Linked DNA regions of Homo sapiens: region 1 is linked to region 2. A link is a loop called in an ENCODE intact Hi-C map of the cell type or tissue named here. Cell type or tissue: breast epithelium. All regions are shown on one strand. Each heading gives the region's core, and the rest is flanking DNA. Links, peaks and the distances in the headings are about the cores only.

Region 1 (8,321 bases), core at 322-8,321, 140 kb before region 2:
TGTCCTGTCTCACTGGTGACAGGACCTGGCATTTGATGTCCTGTGCAGACCAGTCTGATACTTTCTGTATTAGGAATGAGGTTTTCTGTGAAAGTATTTCCCTACATCCCATTTAGGTAAGGTGTAGTTGAAGACTTCATTTCCAGAGTGCTAAGGGGCAGGAGAGTGAGGGGTGTATTTTCCTGGAACCCAGGCTGTGGGTTGGAGTCCCTGGGAGCTCATGCCTCATGTGCTCATCTTGGGCCTCACCAGACTGAGTGGCCAAAGATACCCCTGACTTTCAAAGCCCATGGTCAAAGCCCATTTCATGTCATAAGTGGATTCTCCAGGATTCCTGACTCTCTCCCAAGTTGTTTTTTTGTTTTGCTTTGTTTTGTTTTGTTTTGTTTTTGAGACAGGGTCTCACTCTATTGCCCAGGCTGGAGTGCAGTGGCACAATCTCAGCTAACTGCAACCTCCACTTCCCTGGCTCAAGCAATCCTCCAGCCTCAGCCTCCCAAGTAGCCGGGACTACAGGCGTGAGCCACCATGACCGGCTAATTTTTGTATTTTGTGTAGAGACAGGGTTTTACCATGTTTCGCAGGCTGGTCACCAATGCCTGAGCTCAAAGTGATCCACTGGCCTCAGCCTCCCAAAGTGCTGGGATTACAGGCGTGAGCCACCACGCCCAGCCGGTCCCCCAAGTTTTGAAACAAAAGGAAGACTTTGGCTTGGCCATTCTCAGCAAGAGGAACCCAAAGTAGGATGTGGTTTTGCAATTGGAGGAAGTGGCGACCAGCAGTGGCAGTGCCTAGAGATGTGCAGCTCTCGCTCCTCAGGGCAGCTGGGGTCCAGCTGACGGTGAGGCCTGGGCCCAGCCGGCGCTGCCACCCAATCAACACCTGCCTTCAACCAAATATTTCTTTTCAACTGTTTTTACAAGTCTTTAAAATCCAAGAGAATGTGATCTTTAAGTAGAGAAGTCTTTGCTTAAAGAATAAAAATCATAAATCATAAAGGCAAAGATTGATAATTTGACCGCATCAACATTAAAAACTTCTACTCACCAGGCTGGGCATGATGGCTCATGCTTGTAATCCCAGCACTTTGGGATACTGAGGCCAGTGGATCACTTGAGCCCAGGAGTTTGGGACCAGTCTCTACTAAAAACATATATTTTTTTAAAGTCTCTATTAAAAATACCAAAAAAAAAAAAAAAAAAGGAAAAAAAAAAGGGTGTAGTGGCATACGCCTGTAGTCCCAGCTACCTGGGAGCCTGAGGTTGGGAGGATCACCTGAGCCTGGGAGGTTGAGGCTGCAGTGAGCTGTGATTGCGCCACTGCACTCCAGCCTGGATGACAGAGTGAGACCCTGTCTCCTAAAACAAAACAAAACAGCAACAACAAAAAACCTTCTACTCACCAAAAAGACACCATAAGCAAAGCAAAAAGATGACTCAGATTAGAAAATATTTCCCGCTCATTCAACCAACAAAGGAATGGAATCTAGAATATATAAAGAAATCCTACAAAGCATTAAAAAAGATTAAGTAACCCCACAGGAAAATGGGCAAAGTTTATAGTAAGTAGGCTATTTGTAGAAAATAAAGGTTTTATGGAAAATCAGGGAAATGCAAATTAAAACGAGATAATTTCATTCACATCAAATTGGCAAAAATGAGTAAATTTGACAATACCAAGTGTTGACCAATATCTGGAGATTGATCTCCATACCACAGTTCTGAGATTGCTGACGGGCACCACCGTCTTGAGGACAGTGTGGTGATATTTAGTAAAGTTAATGGTGTGGTTATACCGATCGTAGGTTATGCCACATGTGTCTCTTGAGCACTTGAAATGTGGACAGTGTGAGGAATGGAATTTTAAAACATTTAATTTAATTTAAAATTGCTGTTGATTCATTTATTGGAATTTTTTTTTTTTTTTTTTTTTTTTGGTAGAGACAGAGTTTTGCCATGTTGCTCAGGCTGGTCTCAAACTCAAGCAATCCACCTGCTTTGGCCTCCCAAAGTGCTGGGATTACAGGCATGAGCCACTGCGACCAGCCTTAAGTGTGTTTAGAACAAACTGGGTCTGGCTAGGAGCTCACACCTGTAATGCCAGCACTTAGAGAGGCCGAGGTGGGAGGATCACTTGAGCCCAGGAGTTCGAGACCAACCTGGGCAACATAGCAAGACCCTGTACCTCAAAAAAAAAAAAAAAAGTTAGCAGGGCATGGTGGCACAAGCCTGTAGTCTCAGCCACTCAGGAGGCTGAGGCTGGAGGATCGCTTGAGCCCAGGAGTTGGAGGGTGCAGTGAGCTATGATTGTGCCACTGTACTCCAGCCTGGGCAACAGAGTAAGACCCTATCTCAACAGAAAAAAACAACAAAAACCTGGGTCTGTGAACCTACTTTTCACCTGTAGATTGGATAAAATCTACATTCAGATCAAGTATTTCTGATGATAATCTAGAAATGAAATTGCAGTACACACTAAATGTAAAACACACACCAGATTTCAAAGATTCGATACCAAAATAAATGTCAAAATATCTCATTAGTAATTTTCTCTATTGATTATGTGTTAAAATGACTATCTTGTGGCTATATTGGGTTAAATAAAATACATAATGAAACTTCATTTTATCTGTGCCTTTTCACTGTTTTTGGCTTTTTTTGATTTCTTTTTTTTTTACTTTTTTCTTTTTTTTTTGAGACATGATTTTGCTGTATTGCCAAGCTGGTGTGTAGTGATCCATCATAGCATCTCAAACTCCCAGGCTCAAGTGATCCTTCCACCTCAGCTTCCAAGTAGCTGCGACTACAGGCACGCTCCACCATGCTTGGCTAATTTTTAATTTTTTTTTTTTTTTGTAGAGATGGGCTCTCACTATGTTGCCCAGGCTGGTCTCTAACTCCTGGCCTCAAGTGATCCTCCTACCTTGGCCTCCTAAAGCACTGGGATTACAGGCATGAGCCACCATGAGCCCAGCCTTTTCACACTTTTTAAAGTGGCTTCTGGTAACCTGGACGTTACCTATGTGGTTCCCGTTGCCTTTCTCTTGGGCAACACTCAGCACTCTCCGATGAGCACAAGGGGATGGATTCAAGAACATACATTGTAGCATCATTAAAAGTAACTAAGAAAAGTAGAAACCAGCCTTCATCTTCATCAACAAGAGAGAGGGTAAATTGTGGTTTCTTTTTTTTTTTTTTTCCTTGAGTGTTACATTTTTCTTTTTTTTAATTTAACTTTTATTTTAAGTTCAGGGGTACGTTGCAGGTTTGTTATATAGGTAAACTTGTGTCGTGGGGGTTTGTCATACAGATTATGTCGTCACCCAGGTATTAAGCCTAGTACCCATGAGTTATTCTTCCTCATCCTCTCCCGACTCCCACCCTCCACCCTCAGGCCCCCGTGTGTGCTGTTCCCCTCTGTGTGTCCATGTGTTCTTATTTAGCTCCCACTTATAGGTGAGAACATATGGTGTTTGGTTTTCTTTTCCTACATTAGTTTGCTGAGGATAATGGCCTCCAGCTCCATCCATGTTCTTGCAAAGGACATGATCTCTTCTAATTGTGGCTTCTTTACACAATGAAATATTGTGCAAGAGATAAAACGAATGAACTAAAGCCATGTGTGTATTCGCCTGGGTAAATTTTTTTTTTTTATAATTTTGTTTTTTTTTTTGAGATGGAGTCTCAGTCTGTCGCCCAGGCTAGAGTACAGTGGCGCGATCTCGGCTCACTGCAAGCTCTGCCTCCTGGGTTCATGCCATTCTCCTGCCTCAGCCTCCCAAGTAGCTGGGACTATGGGTGCCCGCCACCACGCCCAGCTAATTTTTTTGTATTTTTAGTAGAGAAGGGGTTTCACTGTGTTAGCCAGGATGGTCTCGATCTCCTGACCTCGTGATCCACTCGCCTCGGCCTCCCAAAGTGCTGAGATTACAGGCGTGAGCCACCGCGCCTGGTCCCGCCTGGGTAAATCTAAAGAACAGCACAATGAGTGACCAAAGCAGGTCGCAGAAGACTCCGTGTGTACATACAGGCTTTTTGTTTGTTTGTTTGTTTGTTTGTTTGTTTGAGACAGTCTCACTCTGTCATCCAGGCTGGAGTGCAGTGGCGCAATCTGCTCACTGCAACCTCTGCCTCCTGGGTTCAAGCGATTCTCATGCCTCAGCCTCCCGAGTAGCTGGAATTACAGGCATGAATCACCACACCCAGCTAATTTTTGTATTTTTAGTGGAGACAGGATTTTGCCATGTTGGCCAGGCTGGTCTCGAACTCCTGGCCTCAAGTCATCTGCCTGTGTCGCCTCCCAAAGTGCTGGGACTGCAGGTGTAAGCCACCATGCCTGACCATGCGCAGATTTAAAGCACGCACTAGTACCAGGAATTGGATGTGGATACATGTTGGTATAATAAAAATATAAAAACATGCATGGACGTCGGGCCCAGTGGCTCATTCCTGTCATCCCAGCACTTTGGGAGCCCAAGGCAGGTGGATCACTTGAGGTCAGGAGTTCGAGACCAACCTGGCCAACATGGTGAAACCCCCATCTCTACTAAAAATACAAAAATTAGTTGGACGTGGTGGCAGGCGCCTGTAATCCCAGCTACTCGGGAGGCTGAGGCAGGAGAATCGCTTGAGCCCAAGAGCTGAGATTGCACCACTGCACTCCAGCCTGGGCTACAGAGTAAGACTCTGTTTCAAAAAAATAAAACAAAACAAAAAACATGTATGGAAATGATAAACAACCAGACTCCAGGTACTGCTAACCTGTAGTGGAGTAGGCTAGAGGCGGGGAAGGGAGAAGGGGACCTGGAAGAGGGGGAACACCAGGTCCTTTGTGTTTGTAACATTTTGTTACTAGGGGTGGGTATGACTGGAGGGTTTGGTATGATTCAAATTTTTTCTTTTTTTTTTGAGACGGAGTTTCGCTCTTGTTACCCAGGCTGGAGTGCAGTGGTGCGATCTCGGCTCACTGCAACCTCCAACTCCTGGGTTCAAGCGATTCTCCTGTGTCAGCCTCCTGGGTAGCTGGGATTACAGGCATGTGCCACCATGCCCGGCTAATTTTTATATTTTTAGTAGAGACAGGGTTTCATCTAGCTCAGTTCATCATATTGGTCAGGCTGGTCTTGAACTCCTAACCTCAGGTGATCTGCCTGCCTGGGCCTCCCAAAGTGCTGGGATTACAGATGTGAGCCACTGCACCCGGCCTGACTGGAATATTTTAACAAATTATTGGATGACCAAAGCCATTTTTAAGCCTTTTGGTTTCTAGTCAGAAAGTTTCAGAGAGGCTGGATATGGTGGCTCATGTCTGTAATCCCAGCACTTTGGGAGGCCAGAGTGAGAAGATCCCTTGAACCCAGGAGGTCAAGACCAGCCTGGGCAATATAGTGAGACTGTCTCTACAAAAAATTAAAAAATTAGCCAGGTGTAGTGGTGTGCACCTGTAGGCCCAGCTACTTGGGAGGGTGAGATGGGAACATCGCTTGAACCTAGGAATTTGTGTTACAGTGAGCTATGATGGCACCACTGTACTCCAGCTGGGGCAACAGAGTGAGACCCTGTTTCAAAAAAAAAAATCTATTTCACAGCTGGGTATGGTGGCTCATGCCTGTGATCCCAGAACTTTGGGAGGCCGAGGTGGGCGGATCACTTGAAGTTAGGAGTTCAAGACCAGTCTGGCCAACATGGTGAAACCCTCTCTCTACAAAAGTACAAAAATTAGCCAGATGTGGTAACGCATGCCTGTAATTCCAGCTATTTGGGAGGCTGAGGCAGGAGAATCTCTTGAACCCAAGAGGCGGAGATTGCAGTGAGCCGAGGTGGTGCCACTGCACTCCAGCCTGGGTGACAGAGCAAGACTCCGGCTCAAAAAAAAAAAAAGAATGTATTTCAAAGAACTGCAGCCTTCGGCCTCTCAGGTCTCAGGGCACCTGACCAGCTGTCCTGCCATCTCCCTTCTGTGCCAGCTGGTGGCCATGACTGGCTTTCGTGGATGTGTATGTTCCTGAGGAAAGATGATTTGCTGTGCGTGCTCCTGTGGGGAGGACATGCAGTGTCTGCCTGGGAGAAGAGGCAGCTGAGGCCGTGGCCCGGAGTAGTAGGAGCCACAAGCCACCCTGGGCAGGACGAGGCCCTGAGGGAGGTGAGCTTTTTGTACCCGCAGGTCGGGAACTCACTCCTGAGCTTCCTGCTGTCCAAGGACCCCACTGTTTTCCAGGGAGTCCCTTCCAAAGGTCTCACCCAGCTCAGCTGAGGTAACTCATTTTGCCATTTCTTCATTTTTAGGACAACTGTCATCTGGGAAGTAACAACGCAGGATGCCCCCTGGGGTGGACTGCCCCATGGAATTCTGGACCAAGGAGGAGAATCAGAGCGTTGTGGTTGACTTCCTGCTGCCCACAGGGGTCTACCTGAACTTCCCTGTGTCCCGCAATGCCAACCTCAGCACCATCAAGCAGGTATGGCCTCCATCCGGTCCTCAGACCTTGGTGCTCAGAGAGAGAGAGAGAGAGAGAGACACAGATAGACAGACAGACAGACAGACAGATGGACAGGTGGACAGACGGACAGACAGATGGACAGATGCACTGCTTTTCAGACTTGGGATCCTCAGATGAGAATTTTAAAAGATAAATAATGGTTTGTTTGTTTGTTTGTTTGTTTTGAGACGGAGTTTCGCTCTTATTGCCCAGGCTGGTGTGCAATGGCGCAATCTCGGCTCACTGCAACCTCCAACTCCCGGGTTCAAGAGATTCTTCCGCCTCAGCCTCCTGAGTAGCTGGGATTACAGGCATGCACCATCACGCCCAACTAATTTTGTATTTTTAGTAGAGACGGGGTTTCTCCATGTTGGTCAGGCTGGTCTCAAACTCCCGACCTCAGGTGATCCACCTGCCTCGGCCTCCCAAAGTGCTGAGATTCCAGGCGTGAGCCACTGCATCCAGCCGATAATGGTTTTTTTGGTTTTTGTTTTTTGAGACAATCTCGCTCTGTCACCTAGGCTGGAGTGCAGTGGCATGATCTCAGGTGACTACAACCTCTGCCTCCCAGGCTCAAGCAGTTCTCGTGCCTCAGCCTCCTGAGTAGCTGGGACTATAGGCGTGCACCACCACACCTGGCTAATTTTTGTGTTTTTTAGTAGAGATGGGGTTATGCCATGTTGGCCTGGCTGGTCTTGAACTCCTGAGCTCAAGTGATCCACCCGCTTCGGCCTCTTAAAGTGTTGGAATTACAGGTGTGAGTCACCGCGCCCGACCCAAAAGATAAATCACGTCCATGAGTTGTTGAAAGACTTGTGGTTGCGTCCAATTATTCCAATTTCAGCTTTCCCCATTTCACAGTGTATGTTTCCCTCTACTCAGTTATCCAATTATTCATGACTAGATGAGATTAGGGGCTGCCTCCCACGGTGGGCTTTCATCCTATTCATGACTGTGTCATCATTTTTTTTTTTGAGATGGGGTCTCACTCTGTTGCCCAGCCTGGAGTGCAGTAGTGCGATCACAGCTCACTGCAGCCTCAATCTCCCCAGGCTTAGGTGAGCCTCTTACCTCAGCCTCCTGAGTAGCTGGGACTACAGGCACGTGCCATCAAGCCCAACTAATTTTTCGTGTCTGTATTTTTTGTGGAGATGGGGTTTCACCATGTTGCCCAGGCTAGAATGTGCCTTTCATTTTTGAAACCACACTCCATCCATGGCTGCCTAAGTGGTTTACAGGTCTTTTGTCTTTAAAGCTGTTGCCATAGTAAACAACATCTCTTTTTCTTTTTTTTTTTGAGATGGAGTCCCGCTCTGTCGCCCAGGCTGGAGTGCAGTGGCGCCATCTCGGCTCGCTGCAAGCTCCACCTCCCAGGTTCACACCATTCTCCTGCCTCAGCCTCCCGAGTAGCTGGGACTACAGGCGCCCACCACCACGCCCGGCTAATTTTTTGTAAACAGCATCTTTGGAAAGAGATTTTGGTTTGTTGAATAATATTCAGGATGGACTACTGAGTCAAAGGATTAAATATGTAGACAATATTTGGTGGATATTGTCTTGTGACCTTCTAAAGGGCTTGTGCCCCTTACTAAGCATGGGACTTGAGGGATCATGCCTTGGGCTGTGGGAGGGCAGGACCTTATCCCAGAATTTTATTTTATTTTTATTTATTTTTATTTTTTGAGACAGGGTTCACTCTGTTGCCCAAGCTGGAGTGCAGTGGTGTGATCTTGGCTCACTGCAACCTCCGCCTCCCAGGTTCAAGCAATTCTCCTGCCTCATCTTCCCAAGTAGCTGGGACTACAGGCACGTGCCACCACGCCCGGCTAATTTTTGTATTTTT
Region 2 (8,324 bases), core at 217-8,216:
CTGGCCTCTTGCCCAAAGATGTCAAGTGTTGGGGGTGGCCATGCTCTGTCCTAGGGCTAGAGTAGCCTGGGCATGGAGGCAAAAGAAAGAAAGCAGACCAGACTGTCAGTTTTAGTGTTTTGAAATTCTCTCCAGACAATACACCCCCTTATTGCCTGAACCCCAGGCAGGCTGCTCCCCCGTCCGTGTCCCCCCACCCTTGGCTCACCACTGCCGGTGCCCACCCACTGAATCCAGACAACAGCCAATGAGGCAGTTGCCATGACTGTTCCCACGTTCCAGATTAGGAAACAGGCTCGGAAACATCGAGTGATTTGCCCACGACACAGTCATTGGCAGAGTCTGGATTCGATCCCAGGTCTGCAGTTCCGGAGCTCGGAGCCCAGGCCCTGCCTCCTTGGGCAGGATGTGGGCCTCCCCCCACAGCAGCCACCCTCCCAGCCTCCCCATCTTTGGGGTGAGGGGTGCGGAGTCTTGGGGCCCTGGGGGGCTGGGAAGGCAGGAGGAGGGGCTGGCCGGGAGGGAGGGGTGCTGGGGCCCAAGATGGCTCTGTCTTCCTCCTCCTCTTCCTCCTCCTCCTATTTGCTCTGAGGCAGAGCCGGCTGCAGTGAGAAGGAGCCGCTGGCTGTGATGGGTTTTTTTTAACCACTTGATCATGATCAAGGATTTAATTTTATCCCCTTTCCTGACTGGCTGTGATTCTATTTGGAGTTTAAGCACGAGGCGAGCAGGAGGGTCCCTGGAAAACAAGACTCCCACCCCCAGGCTCTGCCGAGGTCCCTCCCTGCCTGTCCAGCCATGACAGAGTCCACCCTGAGGGGACACCCTTCTCAGCTGGCAGGTTTTGGGGAAGGCGGAGGGGCTCTGCTCCAGTGAGCCCCCGTCCCCGAGGCAAAGCGGCTCAGCAGAGGGAGAGGCTCAGGGCAGGGGCTGGGGAGCTGGAGGCAGCTCTGGCCTTGGCTTCTACAAAGGGATCATCTGGGCTCCTTCATCCTCATCAAAGAAGCATTTTCTAAGCACCTCGCAGGACCTGGGGCTGTGCTCCTCCCCACACCAAAGGCTGCTGACAAGTCCTCGCTCTGTGTGACTTTTGAGTAGAGAGGATGGGGTGGAGAGAACCCACTATGGTGACTTAACAATGACCTTATGTCCTGACCCCCCACTGGTCGCAGGTCACTCTGCTAAGCGTGTCATATGCATCATCTCATTAGTTGTCACCAACAACCTCTGGCCCTGATGCTCTTATTTTTTCCATTTTTTTCAATAAGGTTCATCATTCACCCCAAGTCACACAGCTGCCAAGTGACAGATTCAGTCCTGCCTCCAGTTGGCCTCCACAGTTCCCACTCTAAACCATGATGTCTCCCCAGCCCCCAGCTATGTGGACATAAAGATTTAGGCTGTGGGGTCAAACAGTCCTCGAAGATTTAAAGTGGAAGAGGAACTCTGGCAAAATCAGCTTAGCTTGGAGGTGAAGTGCTAGGTCCGCATGGGAGGCTTCAGACAGACCCAGGGAGCTTCGGGGCAGCCTAGGAACATACCTCGCACGTGACTGAGCATGCGCCTTCACACAGGTACCATCCAGTCAACATTAGCTGTGTTGTTAACACTGGGACACACGGCTGGGCCTGGTGGCTCACGCCTGGCCAACATGGTGAAACCCCATCTCTACTAAAAATACAAAAATTAGCTGGGTGTGGTGGTGGGTGCCTGTAATCCCAGCTACTCAGGAGGCTGAGGCAGGAGAACTGCTTGAACCGAGGAGGTGGAGGTTGCAATGAGCTGAGATCATGCCATTGCACTCCAGCCTGGGTGACAAGAGCAAGACTCTGTCTCAAAAAAAAAAAAAAAAAAAAGACCGAGACATAGGAGACACCTGTCAAAGATGTTTGTGAAGATCCACCTCCTTCCACTGGAAGCAGCATGGTCAAGACCAAGGGTCAGGCAGTGGAAACTCTCAGAGGCTCTGGGTCTGAAGTCACCTCCTCTGGGGTTGCGCAGGGCGGGGCGGGGCTCCCACAGGTGTGCAAACAGGGACGACCACCTGTTGCACACACCCCTAACCTAGGGGCTCTGGAAGAGGAGCAGGGGCAGGGTGGGTAGGGCGTGGCTCGTCCCTGCATCAAGAACGCTCATGACTTCCGTGCTGGCAGGACTGGAAGGCCCTTCTGGGAACCATCTGTGATGGGGAAGTTCCAATGTCAGGGAGAAAAGTGAAAGCAAGACACTAGTTGATATTCAAAAGGCATTTCACTGCCCTTGTCCCTTGAGAAGGACTTTCTTCAAATTAGAAAGTCCTAATAGGACTCGCCCTGCAAGTCCCCCCAAATCTCCTGAACATCAGTTGTTTCCCAGAAGATCAAGTGCTTTCAGTGGACAGTGCAGAGCGGGGAAACGTTTTCTCAGCACAGCCTCAGGTTAGTCGGTTAGTCTGGGTGCATTTTATCCTTCGGGAAATGAAAAGGGTTGGGTGGCCATGGGCAACCCAGAAGAGGGAGGGAGAGAGATAAAGACAGAGAGAGAGAGAGAGAGAAATGAACCTGCCCTGCCCAAGCAAAGGCGGCACCTGGGTGGTGTCAGGGGTCCCCTGGGGCCAGAGTTCCCCCTACCACCAATGGAAGGGATCATATTCCCTGCTAAAAAGACCCTCTTCAAAGGCTGGGGCCCGCCTGGATTCTCAGTGCTGGTATTCACCTGCAGGGACAGGGAGAAGAAGCGCTTCATTCATTCTCAACTGCCCGCCCCCCAAGGCTGGGAAACACCAAGGGCCACAGCCCTCAGCCTCCCCACCCCAGGCTCGGCCTGGCCCCCTGCTGTCTCCGGCAGCTCTGCCTCCTTCCCCGCAGGCTCAGCCTGGCCCCCTGCTGTCTCTGGCTGCAGCAGTCCCAGCGCTGCCTGTTGGGGTCATTACCCCATCCCGTACCTGGGAAGGTGACCCAGGAGGTTGCCTGCTGTGTGGGCTGACGGACCCCGAAAGACCCAAGGCTGTCCCCAGTGTTTTTCCTTTGCCTGCTGAAGTGTCCCCGACTCATTTACGTGGCCTACTTCCCATGACAGTTTAGGCAGCTTAGACAGGTTAGACAGCGCCAGGAGGACGACCCCGCTTGGCTCCGGTTTCCAAGCTCTCTGCTGGGGGCTGGGCAGGTGGGACCAGGGCCAGCCGGTCAGTCCCTTGAACTACTCAGTGGCTCAGCTTAGAAGAGCTGATTAACTACAAGGCTGACAGTGTCACTCAGAGCGCTGGGCAAGGGGTGGAATCTGCACATAATCTACCTACCACGGACCCTTGGATGTGTGTCTCTATGTAACTTCTGGTTAACACAGCAATCTCTGTCTTTCTCTCAATGACTGCAAACTCCTTTCTGGACAAGAAGTTACAGAAAGAGGCAGATCAACTTAATGTAAGGATAAGCATAGGTTACATGAACATGGTCTGGACTAACTTGTGAGGTAGTGAGCTCCCCAACTCGAGAGAGTATTCAAGCAAAGCCTGGACAAGGTCTTTTCAGAAATGTTTCAGAGGGGCTTGTGCATCTAGCTACTGCGTGGGCTGCTACAAGACCCAGTATCTCCCCCAACACAAAGACTTAATGATGTTGGTTGTGCCATTGTACTCATATTCTGTAAACTCCATAGCCTCTAGGACCCAGTGAAATTCTTTGAAAAGGAAATAGAAGCAGTGAGACTATGTAAACAGAAAAAAAAAAAAAAAGACCCAAAAATGGGATTATGAAGGGTGGAAATGAAAATTTCTAGAAAATGCTTCTGAAGCAAAAATTATTGAAGCAGAAATGATTTCAGCTTCCAAACTTGTACATACAGCTAAAAACCAATATATCTTCCACTTCTGGGATGGTGGAAGGGACAGATATTCTGTTTGGGTGTCTGTAACAAGCATTTTAAAACTGGTGCCATCACATCAGGATGTTGGGGTGCCTAGGATGGCGGGGTCCCCACATCCTTACGGAGTGCTTAGTGTCTTTTCATAGGTGTGGAAGACGAGGTTGCCTCTGAAGCTTACTGATCTCAGTTGAATCTGGAATGATGTTTAGAATCTCCAGGTCAAAAAGAAGGTTCAACCTTCTTAACGACCCTTGAGCTGGGCTGGGTAGATCTAGAAATTCTTCCAAACCCTGAGCTCAACTCAGGTCACAGACACTTATCAAACTTGGTGTTGTCCTTCCTGGCTGCGCCTCCCTGGGAAGGAGGGGCCCCCGCAGCAGCAGAGCCCACGTGATGTGGGGAAATCAGTCAGAGCGCCTGATTCCGAGGGAGAAACCAGCTCAGCTCACACACGAACCTATGAAAATTCTTTATTGTTAATTTCTTTCTCCAACAGATATATTTTTAGTTGAAATATGGAGCCACAGCAACACTTTGACTTTTCCTCTTCAGAAGATGAGACAGGCCGGGGTCATCATTGTTACAAAAGCAAGGCCTGTGATCGTGACAAGGACAGGCTGGGGCAGAGACCACACACTCAACCAGGTATCCACCAGGTGTGGGCCCTTTATAGGAGCTACAAAGAGGGGGCAGCCAGCAATGTGGCCTCGACACCTGACTCCAGGCACTCCGACCTGGAGGAGGGAGATGAAAGAACTCACCTTTCCCCAGGGGCTCAGCCAGACCTCCAGGCCCCTGAGCGGGGAGAGTGCGTGTGTGTGCACATGTGTATGAGTGTGCACACGGGTGTGCTCACTCACACAGCACATGCACACATGCGCTGCCCCTCCTGAGATGCTCTCAGGTCCCTGCCAGGGTAGGGTTGTAGCTGTGTTCCCCACAGCTGACTGTCAGCTAACCAGGGCTAGGGGTGAGTGCATGGTGGAGGACACAGGGTCTTAGCCTGATGCTCGAATCCTCCTTCTGGAACAGGCTGATGGTGCCAGAGCACAGCACGAACCACCTACCCACCATGGGGCTCTCCAGGGCTCGGTCATTTGGCTCCTGTGCACTTCATGACACTCAGGAGCCCCTACGGCCCGAGCCCCAAGCCCCGAGAAAGGGGAAAGATTTGGTTCTGAGAGGGTCCCACTGGCCCTGGGCACCTAGGGGCCTCAGCATCTACCAGCATAGGGGAGGGTGGCGGCCCCCTTCCTGAGGACTGCATCTTTCTCCAGCCGCTCTCCCCAGATCCCACACCTGCCAGTGAGCCAGGGAGATAGGAGGACCACCTCCCTCCCAGGGAAGGGGGTGGCAGGTGGAAGGACTTAGGTTTGGTGCAGGAACACTAGACCTGCCCCTCACCCCCTGCCTCCAGGACTGCCATTCTGAACTGCAATTCTGGGCCTGAGTTTGGCTTAAGGGCCAGTCTGAAGGGACTTGCTTGGTGAAGGCCCAGCCAGCTGTCCCAGTGGCATTTCATAAACAAACGATACTGTCCCTTCCAGGCTGACCTGGAGAGAGACCCTTCCAAAGGCAGTGGAGTGGAGGGCATGGGCCTCCGATGAGAGAACTCCAGAGCTGGCCGGGACCTACTGTGCTGGCAGCAGACAGGTAGGAGCCTGGCTGGGGTAGGTCAGGGGTTGGTGTTTAGCTGGAGGTCTCCTGGGCCTTGTGAGCCAAGCTGGGGCTTTTATGTGGGTTCTGGGCTCCCAGAGACCTCCGCCAGATGACCTCCAGAGTCTTTGGGGTCTCACACTGGGAGAAGCTCCTCCCCTTTCCAAGATGACCCCCAAAATGAGGCCTCAGGAAGTGGTACACAGAAGGATGGCCAAGAGGACAGAGCTGGGTAGTACGCCTCTGCTGGGCGCGGCCTGGCCGGTGGGGCCTGGACGGTGCCTCAGCAATCCCTTTCTCACCAAGGGACGCTGGCTGGTTGCCAGCTCATGCAGGCAGTGCACATAAATCCCGCCTAACGGTTACCTCTAGGCCCTGGGCTGCTCGTTCAAGACGACACAAAGCTCCTCAGGGGCCCAACTTTCCAGCTGTGGACCCTGCTCAGGGTTCTCGGGGTCCCCTTGCTGGTGGAGGCAGGTGCACTCATTAAAGCAAATGTACTCTCCAGGTGGACCCTCAGGCCCAGAGCCGGCAGCAGAGGGGGGTGAATCCATGGCAACAGGAGTCACAGGTGAACCAATGGGAAACCAAACACACGCATCGAAAGCCAATCAAACACAAACCCCAAATGTGAAGGCAGCAGCAAGTTCTTTGTGTAATAAATATTGCAAAGCGCACTTGGTTTCTTTCTTTTCAAGTCAAATATAACGACTAATGTCCCAGACCCTGTTTTCTGCATTCAAAATAGGGAAGCTGTTGATATCAGCAGAACACCTGCAGCCAAAGAAAAAAACCGTTTCCCATTAACCAGCCAATCACAGATCCTTTCCAGTTTAAGCAGCCAATCAGACCTCTTCACATTTCTAAAAAAATGACCTAACTAAAGCACCAGAGCTCGGAGAGCTTCCAGGGAAGCCAGATACCGAGGCGCAAATTTTTTAAAAAATAAGAGTCAGAAATAAAAATAAAAGGTTTCTGTTGGTCAAGATTTAAAAAATAAAAAAGTTTCTTCCTGCAGCCAATCACAAGTCCATCCCTTTAAGCCAATTATAAACGCACCACTGGTGTCTCCCTTGATGCCAGCCCCACTGAGTAGCTGTGAGGTGGGGTGGGGCAGGGCAGGGTTGGGTAGGGGAAGGGGGAGGTGGGGCAAGGGGGGCTGCTGCCACTCAGCCGGCCCAGGAGCCACACAGATCTCTTGGCCCTCAACAGCATCCAGGGTGTTCCAAGGGCTTTGCAGCTACTGCCTCCGGTCTTCCGTCTCCGACCTGGAAAACGCCATCACCACGTCCTCTGCACCTGCAGATAAGGCGACAAGGATCGCTGATGGGGCTTGCAGCATTGGCTTGCGAACAGGACAAGCAAGGAGGCTGCGGCCAAGCTGGAGCCCCCGCCCACCAGGATCGCGGCACTCTCTGAGGACAAAGTACTTCCGAGGAAGTCTTCCTCCCCTCTGGTCTTCCCTGCCTCCTGGCTGGGGACAAGGCTTGCAACCCTGCTGTAGGGCTGCAAGGCAGGGCTGCCAGGGTGAGGCTCAGAGGCTTGCTCAAGGCTACACAGCTGACAGGTGAGCCATGACGAGGCCCCAGGTGACCTGGAGCAGGGCTCAGCGCTGCTCACAGCCCTTGCTCCAGAGTTACCAAAGCCAGAGGCGGGGTGGCCCTTGGGAACCTCCCTCTTTCTTCTCAAGACTCGCGTCTTGATGCCTTCGGAGGGTCTGGCTCACTGTGGTTTTAAATAGCCATTCCTCTTTGCAGCAGCTTCTCCTTCACCCAAACCCAACACCTCTTCCAAGAAGTATGGCCGGGCCCACGTCCAGCCTGCTGTCCGCCTGGCTCTGACTGAGACAGATATGCCCACAATCCTTCTTTTTCTTTTTCTTTTTCCTTTTTCTTTCTTTTTTTTGTGTGTGATATGGAGTCTTGCTCTATCACCCAGGCTGGAGTATAGTGGCACAATCTCGGCTCACTGCATCCTCTGCCTCCCGGGTTCAAGCGATCCTCCTGCCTCAGCCTCCTGAGTAGCTGGGATTACAGGTGTGCATCACCACGCCCGGCTAATTTTTTTGTATTTTTAGTAGAGATGAGGTTTCACCATGTTGGTCAGGCTGGTCTCAAACTCCTGACCTCATGATCCACCCACCTCGGCCTCCCAAAGTGCTGGGATTATAGGCAGGAGCCACCGTGCCCAGCCAATCCTTCTTTTTCTTAATCCTGAATTTGAGATTCTGGCCCAGGCACTTGTGAAATCACGTCCTTTGTCTTGTTTTCCAGAGGACAGGCTCTGATGAGTGGCCAGGACAGGCAGTGGCAGGAGGGCAAAGCTCGAAATGCTGACCTGCCACCCACACCCACAACTGCCTGGGGAGTTAGGGGCTGACATGGCCAGGGAGGGGCTGTGGGCCAGGAGGTGACCTGTAGGGCCCCACCTTGACTCCCTGACCCTGTCCTGCTGCTCTCACCCCCTTTGTAAAAGGCCAGATCTTCACTTTGCCCCGAAAAGTACCAGTCTGGCTGCCCATGGTCTTTCTGACATGTTGTCTGTGCTACTGCAGGTATTCTCTCTGGGAGGGGGTGGATCGGAATAGGAGAGACAGGAAAGGCCACCCGAGGGTGGGCCAGTGTGGGGAGTGTGAAGTGAGGCTCCTGGCATGTGAAATGGAGTCAGCAGAGTGAGCCGGCCTCCACTCAGTGAGCCGGGTCTCCCCCACAGCCGGCATGTGCTGACCTCCTTCCAACTGCTCTACCAAGAGAGGGAGGACGCACCCAGCTGTCGGGAGGGCCAGAGATGGAGGGCCCAACTACAAGGATGCAATGCACAAGACA

What was found. Peaks named below come from ENCODE experiments on the same cell type or tissue, not always from the same donor. Only the 100,000 strongest peaks of a DNase experiment are listed, where the experiment ranks them.
Region 1: a loop joins it to region 2, with 8 times the contacts of the local background. A loop is called at or near these places in 2 of 110 quality-filtered maps.

What each region holds. Positions count from the first base shown.
Region 1 is chr1:9,704,140-9,712,460 of GRCh38, forward strand. It overlaps PIK3CD (phosphatidylinositol-4,5-bisphosphate 3-kinase catalytic subunit delta), which reads left to right. Exons shown (of 24, transcript NM_005026.5): 3 at 6,285-6,457. The coding sequence starts at 6,317. Among named protein-coding and RNA genes, the nearest start is that of PIK3CD-AS2, 21 kb to the left of the region's middle. RefSeq lists an enhancer at 5,322-6,019 and a silencer at 7,158-7,358. In breast epithelium, for the core only: no CTCF peak of the experiment used is centred there; no DNase peak of the experiment used is centred there.
Region 2 is chr1:9,843,979-9,852,302 of GRCh38, forward strand. It overlaps CTNNBIP1 (catenin beta interacting protein 1), which reads right to left. Exons shown (of 6, transcript NM_020248.3): 6 at 4,298-6,798. The coding sequence ends at 6,740. CTNNBIP1-AS1 (CTNNBIP1 antisense RNA 1) reads left to right here and starts at 4,340. Exons shown (of 3, transcript NR_199045.1): 1 at 4,340-4,488; 2 at 5,391-5,496; 3 at 6,008-6,176. It overlaps LOC105376717 (a long non-coding RNA gene), which reads left to right and starts at 6,687. Exons shown (of 2, transcript XR_946952.3): 1 at 6,687-7,066. RefSeq lists enhancers at 1-277, 4,339-4,840, 5,975-6,114, 6,195-6,244, 7,280-8,080. In breast epithelium, for the core only: no CTCF peak of the experiment used is centred there; no DNase peak of the experiment used is centred there; H3K4me3 peaks cover 312 bases; H3K27ac peaks cover 2,535 bases.